Linked DNA regions of Homo sapiens: region 2 is linked to region 1. A link is a loop called in an ENCODE intact Hi-C map of the cell type or tissue named here. Cell type or tissue: PC-9. All regions are shown on one strand.

Evidence for each region. Hi-C counts contacts between places; a loop is a spot of excess contacts. Peaks named below come from ENCODE experiments on the same cell type or tissue, not always from the same donor. Only the 100,000 strongest peaks of a DNase experiment are listed, where the experiment ranks them.
Region 2: a loop joins it to region 1, with 4 times the contacts of the local background. A loop is called at or near these places in 3 of 110 quality-filtered maps.

Annotation. Positions count from the first base shown.
Region 1 is chr13:109,996,989-110,001,988 of GRCh38, reverse strand. It overlaps a transcript of LINC03082 not described here. Among named protein-coding and RNA genes, the nearest start is that of LINC00396, 54 kb to the left of the region's middle. RefSeq lists an enhancer at 3,795-3,964. In PC-9, a CTCF peak has its summit at 2,687; DNase peaks (open chromatin) are centred at 168, 3,028 and 4,628; H3K4me3 peaks cover 391 bases; H3K27ac peaks cover 1,460 bases.
Region 2 is chr13:109,860,816-109,865,815 of GRCh38, reverse strand. No RefSeq gene overlaps it. Among named protein-coding and RNA genes, the nearest start is that of IRS2, 77 kb to the right of the region's middle. In PC-9, no CTCF peak of the experiment used is centred here; a DNase peak (open chromatin) is centred at 2,945; H3K4me3 peaks cover 417 bases; H3K27ac peaks cover 3,095 bases.

The sequences.
Region 1 (5,000 bases):
CTCCACCTTCTCCTCCAATATCCAACAATAACAACAACAAAAAAAACAGGACTGAGATCCCTTAAGCGTTTATTTGACTTAATTGCCATGAAGTTTGCTGTGAAAAAGACATAAATGTATATTTTTCTTGCAGTACTCACATAATCTGACTCATATCTGAGGAATTTGGACGTAAAACATTTTATAACAACACTGGAACTGAAGTCATTTTCATTCTCCTTGTCTGATCATACTTTCCTGAATTATTTGGGTAATTTCATGGGTAGTAAGCATCCTCTCTTTAAGGGGTAACATTTTTGAGAGTCTGCCTATCAGAGCTAAACTTGAGGGGAAAAAGAGCTGAGTTGTAGATTAGAGGAATAAATGGTCTTCCCTTTTCTCAATCTGTATGGACAAAGAAAGGAGATAGATTTTGTTGTAAGCCACAATACATTTCTTGCACTCCCGGCCTCAAGTGATCTTCCCCCACCTTGCCCTCCCAAAGAGCTGGGATTACAGGTGTGAGCCACTGTACCTGGCCATAGTACATTTCTGATCCATTAAAATGCAGACACAGACTGGAGTTAGGAGTTTTAGCTGCCCCATTTCTTTGGCTTTTGTTATTTTAGCACATGCGACATAACTTCAATGGCTGGCACCTGCATCTCTGTGCCTGGGGGCTTCTCCTGGTTCCTAGGGATTTGCTGTTTCTACAATAGGTGGGAGATACTGAGGCTCTTCACCTCCAGTTCAGCTCCAAACCAAGAACTGTTAGGAGTTGGTAGATAAATGCCTCCTCTCCCTCACCCCTTGGATGAGACAACTCTGAGTTGTCCAGTTGACACGGGTCCCAGCAGAATGAATCTCCAGTTGCCCACGGTGGCAGCACGCCTGGTTATGCACACTTCTTCAGCTTCCTTTACTTCCCTGCTTAGTTTAGTCCTTATTCTCCAGGAGGATCTTCCAAGTAAACTCCTGGCCTTTGAATCCCTGCCTTGGGCCCTCTTCAGAAGATCCTCAGACCAAGACAGGAGTGTAGATGCCAGGACTGCAACTGCACTTTTGCCACAAACAGCAAACCTGGGTGAGTCAGTCAGTTCATAGATTCCAGTTTCTTCATATGTCAAATAATTCAACTTGAGCAGCGCTGTCTCACGACAGCAATGCGACGTCTTGACACTGAAGCTAAGCTGAAGATGGTGATTGCTCTGTCATCCTCTCGTGTGCTGTTGAATTAGTATCTGACAAGCATTTCAGAGGAAAACAGCAGGAAATTTTCTTGAGATCATGGGTTCAGTAAGGTAAAATTCCATATGACTTTTCAATGGAAAGAAATTAATTTTATGTTATCTCGTCCTACTTCCATTCACACTGGTTCTCCTGCGTCGGAACTCCTATTCACTCAGAGTTGGTGTCATTTCATTTCCCTCTCCGTGAGTCCTGGTGCAGTTAGGTGGCTCCTGCAGAGACACAGGCTTACTTTTCCGGCTTCCCGCTGCCTGCGGCAGTAGAGAGAATCTTGTAGGGGACACAGAAGTGACTGAAATGAACCTGAGTGGCTGCTTGTTATCTATAGGGTAGGCGACCTAATGTTACCTGGACCTTTATCTCCGGTAAAAAGCGAACTCAGTCGCAGGGTGGAGAGAACCTCGGGCTCCATGCTCTTTGGAAACGAGTGCCTGGGGGCAGCTCTGAGAGAGTCTGCTGAATTCTTACAATTCCTGGGCGTCTCTTCTGCAAATCCTATTTGAACACAGCCTTTTCTGAGCAGCACCTCTGCCGCCTCTCCCAAAACGGCATACAGAACATGTGCCTGCACTTGCATGCCGTCTGCACACACAGAGCACCAGACCCTCCAACAGCTCAGGGGCCTCGCATCCAATGCTCAACACATTCCACGCTCACTGGGACGTTCCAGGTCAATGTTCCCTGTTTTTCCTGACTCTCTGCAGCATCATAGCCAGGGCTCCTTGGCTGTTATTTCTTCCTGCAATGCAGCCTCCGAGCTCACTGCAGGAATCTTTGAGAAATCGCAGCTCTTTGCCCCAGCACCTGACTATCGGTTTGATATCAGAGCTACTCTGAAGCCAATCATGCTACAGCAGGTTATCCTGTGATGTGCCCTTTGTGTTCCATGCCAAGGTGTCCCTTGGCAAATAAGCCTGGTTATCCATGCACAGCCTTCTAGGGCCAGCTGACAGGGACACTGTACCTGGTTGACAGTGGCACAGAGACCTCGCAAGCTACGGAAAGTGACAGTGCTCAGCCCAGCCTCAGCTCTGTGAGGTCCTTTTGCAAATTGGGTTGATTTTCTTCTTACACACTTGCTGGGAATTCATATAACTGAACTACAATATTTACCAACTTTGCATGTGTGTTTCTTTGCAGATTTTGGTGAGCATGCCAGATACTCTCCTTAAAATACATGAAGGGGAGAGAAAAAGAATAAATATGATTGAAATTTGGGGTTGCATTGCAGAAGTTCAGGACATTTATCAAGTTCTGCTCGAAAATATCTTGAGTTAGGATTTAGTTATTGCAAATAGCAGATGTCTGCATTTCCCACTGTTTTAAGAAAGGAAGTGAAGTTTATTGTTTTCCACAGATGTCATCTAAAAAAAGAGGAACAGGGTAACTCACATAGCCCCTTCCTGCTGTCAATCCTGGGATGCATTTTCTGTCTCCCAAACAGCTAGATGGAGCCCTTTCCTCTTTAATTAACAGAAAACCATTTTATGAATTAATTAACAAGTTGGAGAAGTCAGCCAACAGTGCAAGATCTGTATTGGAATTACTCATCAAACACATCTTCTCAGGAACAAGGCAGATGATGAGAGAGGACGGAGTGGAAGGGATGTAGACCAGTGCAGTCTCATAGCTGATCTGTCAGGAAGAGCCTCTCAGTAGGTCAGTGTACAAGAAAAGGGATGCATGGTAAAAAGAAAAAAAAAAGTACTGAAGCGTGTGATATGACCAATTGCATTACACAGGACGATGCCTTGAACAAATACCTTGGAATGAGTCAGGCAGAGTGGGGATATTTGCTTGATAAACCCTGGGGCTAGTTATTGCACCAAGTGGACTTTTCTCTAAGTGGTTAAGTCAAACTTGCCTGGGTTTTTCCCCCCAGGGTATTTCAGCATTCAGGAGAAAGAGGCTGTTGGAAAATTTAAACTCCAGTAACAGGTTGCAAACACAAACTTTGCTGTTTGTTTTTAAAGGGAGGTGTACAGATATAAATCTTGTCTCCACTCACCCGTAAGATTCTTGGAGACTGACATATTCCTTTTCTCTGTAAATTTAACTTAATGCTGTGTCTCAGGCAATATATACATTTTTTTTTATAATGGGCAGAAGGTTTTGCATTAAGAGGAAGTTCGCATTGAAGTTTATAACCTGATGTTATGAAGTGAGATGACTTTTTCCAACATTTTGTTTTAAAATTTTTAAATCATGCAGACAGCAAGTCAAGGGGGTTTTATTCAACACCTGTATGGACACCATTTAAGTTTAATTCTACCATCAACACTAGACTATACTCGCTTTATCACCCTTCTTTCTATCTGTAGCTCCAACCGTTCATTCATCTTGCATTTCTTTACACTTTCCCTTAACACTTCAACATACATACCATTAACTAGAGTTCAGTTTTTGTTTACAGGTTTTAATGTAAATCAACACTCTGAAATCAGTTTTGACCCATGAATACATCTATGTTACCCAACCTTTACCAGAATAGATAAGAACATTAGCACTATGACCCAGACAGTTCTCTCCCACTTCTCCCAGCCAAGTCCACCCCTCTCACTCCCAGAGGAAATTACTGATCTGATTCTTTTGCTTGTGGAAGAATTTGGAGCACATTTATTTCTCTTCATAAGACAAGATTACCAAAAGCATGTTAAACATACCATTCATAAGTTATTACATTTATTGCCTATGCTTTAGGAAACAACAGAAAGGCAAACTTTGGCAAAAGATGGCAAGGTCTTCTGACCCATAGTAACCTGAAGGCAGCAGTCCCCAGACTTTTTGGCAACAGGAACCAATTTCATGGAAGACAGTTTTTCCACAAACTGAGGTGGGGGGATGGTTTCCAGATGTTTCAAGCACATTACTTTTATTGTGGACTTTATTTCTATGATTATTACGTTGTAGTATATAATGAAATAATTATAAACTCACCATAATGTAGTATCAGTGGGAGCCCTGAGCTTGTTTTCCTGCAACTAGACGGTCCCATCTGGGGGTGATGGGAGACGGTGGCACCCAACTGTGTTGGTTATGTCTGGTCTACTCTGTATTTTTGATTTGGTTGCTGTCGCTGCAGAAACCCTGCTTCAGAAAGATAGGATGTTGGAAATGGAAGCAGGCTTTTCAATGCTTTTGTGGCAATCTCAAGATGTTCCTCCTTGACCTTAATCCAGAATGTATGGAGATTTGAAGTTGCCACAGACATACTTTTAAGGCCACCATCATTTGCAATCTCAAGCAGTTGATCCTCTTCTAGCACAAACAAAGTTGATTCACCTGGCTTACTCACAAATGGGTTGTGGATCCATTCCTTCCCACTTCCGGGGTCTTTTGTGGTTGGCAAGTAATGCTCAAGCTCTTTTGAAAGCTGAGGTAGGTGATCATGCACCAGCTGGGGGAAAGAAGGCCCTGGCTCAGCCTCTTTCAAAATCTCTGCTAATGTTTGAAACATGTCAGAAATCCCAGTGTTCACTCATCACCCCCGTAATACCAGTTTGGCTTCAAATGCGGCCACTTTATCTGCCGACTCGAACACAGTTGTCATTCTCTCCTGAAGTGACAGATTGAGTTTGTTGAGCAGGTTGAATATGTCACACAAGTAAGCAAGTTTTGCAACCCATTCTGTGTCACTGAAATGTGCCACCAGTGGTGACTGTTTTTCTAAAAGAAATCTCTGGGGCTGTTCTCATAACTCAAAGACTCTGGCCAGTGAGCTACCTTTAGAAAGCCATCTCACTTCTGTGTATCAGAGAAGACGTGTGTGCTCT
Region 2 (5,000 bases), 140 kb after region 1:
ATATTATATAATATACAGCTATATATACATATATATGATATATAATATACAGTTATATCTACAGATACAGTTATATACCCAGAATATCTCCTTATTTATGTATTCTCTAATTTTTGTCTATAAAATTTTCAAGTTGGTTACATTTGTTAGATTAATTCCTTGTTGATATCTTTTTGATGCTAGTATATTTTATATCTTTTATATATCTTATCCTATTTGTTTATTGCTGCTTTATAGAAATGCAATAGTTTTTTGTATGTTAACTTTGTTACAAGTAGACTTGCTGAATTGGCACATCATTTTAGTAGTTTATCTGTAGTTTGATTTTCTACACGTTTAGTCGTGTTGTCTGTGCATAAATACAGTTTTATTTCTTGTCTAATCCTCACACATTTTCTTTTCTTAAAGTTCTGTCTAGAAACTCAAGTAGAACAATTCAGTAGAAGTGGTGATGCCAGGCTTCTTTTCTCATGACTGATCTCAAGGTAAATACTTAAGTAATTTATAATAAAAAATGATAATTTCGGTAGGTTTTACTATAGATCATCCTCATCAGATCAAGGAAGTTTTCTTTTATTCCTAGTTATCTTTTACATCATACATACATGTTGAATTTTATCAAGCAATTTATTTTTGTATATTAAAATTACCTGATTTTTTTTTAATGCAGTGAATTACAATTACTGATTTTGCAAGAGACAATAAATACAACCAACTACATATGCTAAACCAAACTTGCACTTCAGGAATAAATCCCAACTTAGTTTGATGGATTATACATTTCATACATTGACTGATTTGTTTTTTGAATATTTTGTTCAGGAATTTTACATCTATATAAAAGAGATGGCCTATAATGTTCCTTTTTTGTAATCTCTTCATCCAACTTTGGTATTATGACTTTTCTAATATCACAAAAAGTTGTAAGTACTTCCTATATTTCTGTTATTCAGGATACTTTGTGTAAGATTAGTGTCTTTTTTCTTTCTCAAATGTTTGGAAAATTTTACCAGTGAAGCATCATGGCTTTAATGTGTGTGTGTGTGTGTGTGTGTGTGTGTGTGTGTGTGTGTGTGTGTGTATGTGTATGCAAGGTAGTATATTTATTTGTAACACTTAGGGCTTCTCAAATTTTCTGTTTATTTTCATTTTCATTTTAGTAGGCTGTGTTCCCCAAGAAATTTATCCTTTTTCTACAAATGTTTAAACTTCTTGGTATAAGGGTTGTATATATTATCTCTTGCAATATTTTCCATGTCTGTAAGGTCCACAATGATGTTCTCTTTTCATTCCTAATTTTGGTAATATTTTTCTTCTCTTTATCTCTCTCTTACTCCTCAATCTTGTCAGGGACATGCCAATTTTATTAATACATTGAGAAAACTAACTTTTTTATTTACTATCTCTTTTGCATAGTTTTCATTTTAATAATTTTTCTATTATCTCTATTATTTCTTTTCTTAAGATTTAATGAGTTTGGGTTTCCAAGTTACAGAGGTTATTTAAGATTTTGCCTTGTTATGTGTGTGCAATATATAAATTTAAGGCTATAAACATCCTAAGAACAGTTTTCACTTCACCCCTGAAGTTTTATTATGTTGTATTTTCATTATCATTTAATAAAAAATATTTTATAATTCCCCTTGGGATGACTTCTTTGACTCATGAGTTTCCTACAAGGTCATTAGTTAATTCCCAGTATTTGGAATTTCCTGGTTAGATTTTTATTGATTTCTAGCTGTATTCCACCATGGCCACATCAGATAATCTTGGTGATTTCAATGTTTTGAAGCATATTTTGGCACAACATATTTTCCATTTTGGTAAACGCTTCTGTATGCTTGCAAAAACAATTCCATTCTCCAATTGTTGATTGCATGTGTATTTATTTTGGGTGCAATTAAAGAACATTTGTGTTTCTTAATTTACTACATCAGCTTCCTGAAGAAGAAGAAAAGAACTTTAGAATTCTGAAAGCCTATGTGGCCATGATCAAAGCAGCGACTTTGCTAGTTGGGCAGGGTCTCAGCCAAGCAAAGGGGCAGAGGTCTCTCCCATCACTTGGAGGTACATGGTTGGAGATATACTTGTTCTTCTTTGCAGTGGGGTATAGAAATATTTTAGGATTTGTAAACCTGCTTCTTTCCTGTGGTGCTAAGACCCCCACTGATCCTCCCCTCCTTCTCATTGTGCCTTGCTCTTCTTTGCCTGGGCCTTCATCCATCCTTCTCAGAGGAAGACTGCAAAGCTCAGTGCGACAGACCTTTAACTGGTCTCGTTGCCTCTAATCTCTTAGCTCTGCAAGTAAGATTATTCCTCAAATCATGGTCACATAACCCACATCCTTAAACTCCTTCGAATGGCTCCAGAAAATGGGCATGATAAATTCCAAACATATTATCATGGCATGGATGCCCCACGGCCAAGCCTTAGCCTAGGTCCTTAGCCTTAGCTTCTACCTCAACTCCTGATGCACTCTGTGGCCCAGCTAGACCTCGCCACCAGATGTTTAGCATAATGCATTCACTCTCAGGACTTTATTTTATTCCACCAGCAGGGAAGGCTTATGCCGCCTAATCAAAGCTTGTTCATTCTTTAGGTTTCAGCTCCATCTTAGACCCTTCTCTGAAATTTTCCCCGAGCCCCTTCCTGGTCCCACGTTTGTTCTTCCTCTGAGATCTTATCCCAGTTAGTTCCTGCCAGTCCAGTTTCTTTTGCGTATGCAGCATCTTCTATCTGTCTCTATCTGCCCCACAAGAATGCCAGCTCCTGGAATACAGAACCCTGCTAGAGCTCTTTCTGTATCCCTACCAGGATTTCACATTGAACTTTGCAGACTCACCTCATAAGTGAATGCAGAATTGAATCCCCTAGGATCTGTTACGGTTCATAATAACTTGTAAAGTACATGTACTTCTCAGAACCAGTTTTTCGAGTGGAATGAGTCATATGAGGGTCAGGATATATCAGTGTGATATTTTGTAAGTAAGTCTAAAGCAGGAAGCATTAAGAAAGAAGTAGCTCAGAGCAAGGGATAAACAAGATTAAGTAGAAAGGGAAGTATGGGTCACCTTCCAACTCAGAAGATTAGAATTTCCACTTTCCATGTATTAAAAATAAATCTATGATCTGAAATCAAAGGTTGTGGTCAAAGCTCTCCCCTTCCTTGGAAAGCCTCTTGAAGGTCAGCACTTCAGAGTTTGCCTCTGTAGCCCCGAATTCAAATAGATCAGCTGCAAGCTTGAGATGCTCAAGATGGGAGCTATGGAATTGCGTGATAGATATTATAACCAAGAGGCAGGTTAGACATTTCTCTCTATTACACTTCATGTCCCTAACCCTTTCTGGGAAGAAAGAGAAAATGCTTCTATTGTGCACTGAAATTTAGTGGACTTCTCATCCGCTCAGCTGCCAGGCTAGAGACCTTGCCTTGAGGTTCTACCCGGCACATCGCTTGTTATCTTTTTTCTCTGCCAACAATTGCTATTATTTCTTCCTCTGAAGTTGACCTCAAATTAGACATTTCCTCTCCATTCTGTCACCTCTAATCTCCTCCTGCCCGTATTGTTTCCTGGCTGGCATTCTTGCCATTCATGTATCTCCCCTCAAAGCCACCCTCAATATTTTTGCAGCTATCTTCCTCAAACAAGGTTTAACCAGGTCACTCTGTTCTGAAGATTGCATCATGGATTCATAGTGCCTCAGCAACCATGTTCCATTTTCTCTGCCTAATTTTCAATCCATTCCTAACTTGGGCCCACCAGTTGTATGCAATTCTATTTCCTTCTTCTTTCTACAATGCAAAATTTAGTTCAGAGGTAGCATAACATTGCGGTTAAAAAAGCATTTATTTGGCTTTATGACCTATAAGCTATGACCCCTGAATAACTTCTATGTGCCTCAGTTTCCTGATAGGTTAAAGTAGGTGTAATCATATTCACCTTACATAGTTGTGGTAAATAGTAAATGATTCAATATACATAAAATGCTTAGAATGGTACTACTCCTAGTCAAAGCTGTAGGTACAGAGAAACAGATAATTATTAAGATGAAGTATATCTGCTTTCCTTTTTCAGCCCTGAACTTGCTCATACCTCTCCTTTTTATTTATTTATTTATTTTTACACAGAGTCTCACTCTGTCCCCAGGCTGGAGTGCAGTGGCGTGATCTTGGCTCACTGGAACCTCCACCTCCCAGGTTCAAGCAATTCTGCCTCAGCCTCCCAAGTAGCTGGGACTACAGGCGCATGCCACCACACCCAGCTAATTTTTGTATTTTTAGTAGAGATGGTGTTTCACCATATTGGCCAGGCTGGTCTCGAACTCCTGACCTCATGATCCATCCTCCTCAGCTTCCCAAAGTGCTGGGATTACAGGTGTGAGCCACCATGCCTGGCCCATACCTCCCCTTTTTATAGCAGTATCTAAACTCTGTAGCCTTTCAAGACTGTAACACATCCCACATCACTGACAAAAATTTAGCTCTTCTCTTCTCTGGACTCTTCCATCTTGTCCTTAACATCTGTTCTTCATAGACAGCCCCTCCAGCAAAATTTTTGGAGTAGGTTATGTTGAAATCCTCAGCTAAAATGTAATCTTCATTCATTCATTTGTTAACTTATTTTCTCAACAAACATCTCTTGAGAACATGTGCATGGTTTATGACCTTTCACTCAATAAATGTATCCTTGGTTGACCTGTAATCTGTACCTTTATAATATGAAAATAAACTTTTAACAAATGTATTGTTTCCTTTAATTTCTGCAACATTCATTGAGCTCCTATCTTTGCATTAGAAATGCAAAGATAAAACAAGAGTCCATGCCCTCAAAGAGCTCAGAGTCTAGCAGGAGATTCAAACTTACAAACTCATCATTTTAGTATCACAATATCAGAGCTTACATTCTATTATATTCTGGAAATGTTTGCATTGTTCCCATTCTGATAAAATTTCCTTCATATATATATATATAATATAAATGTATATATGTATATGTATG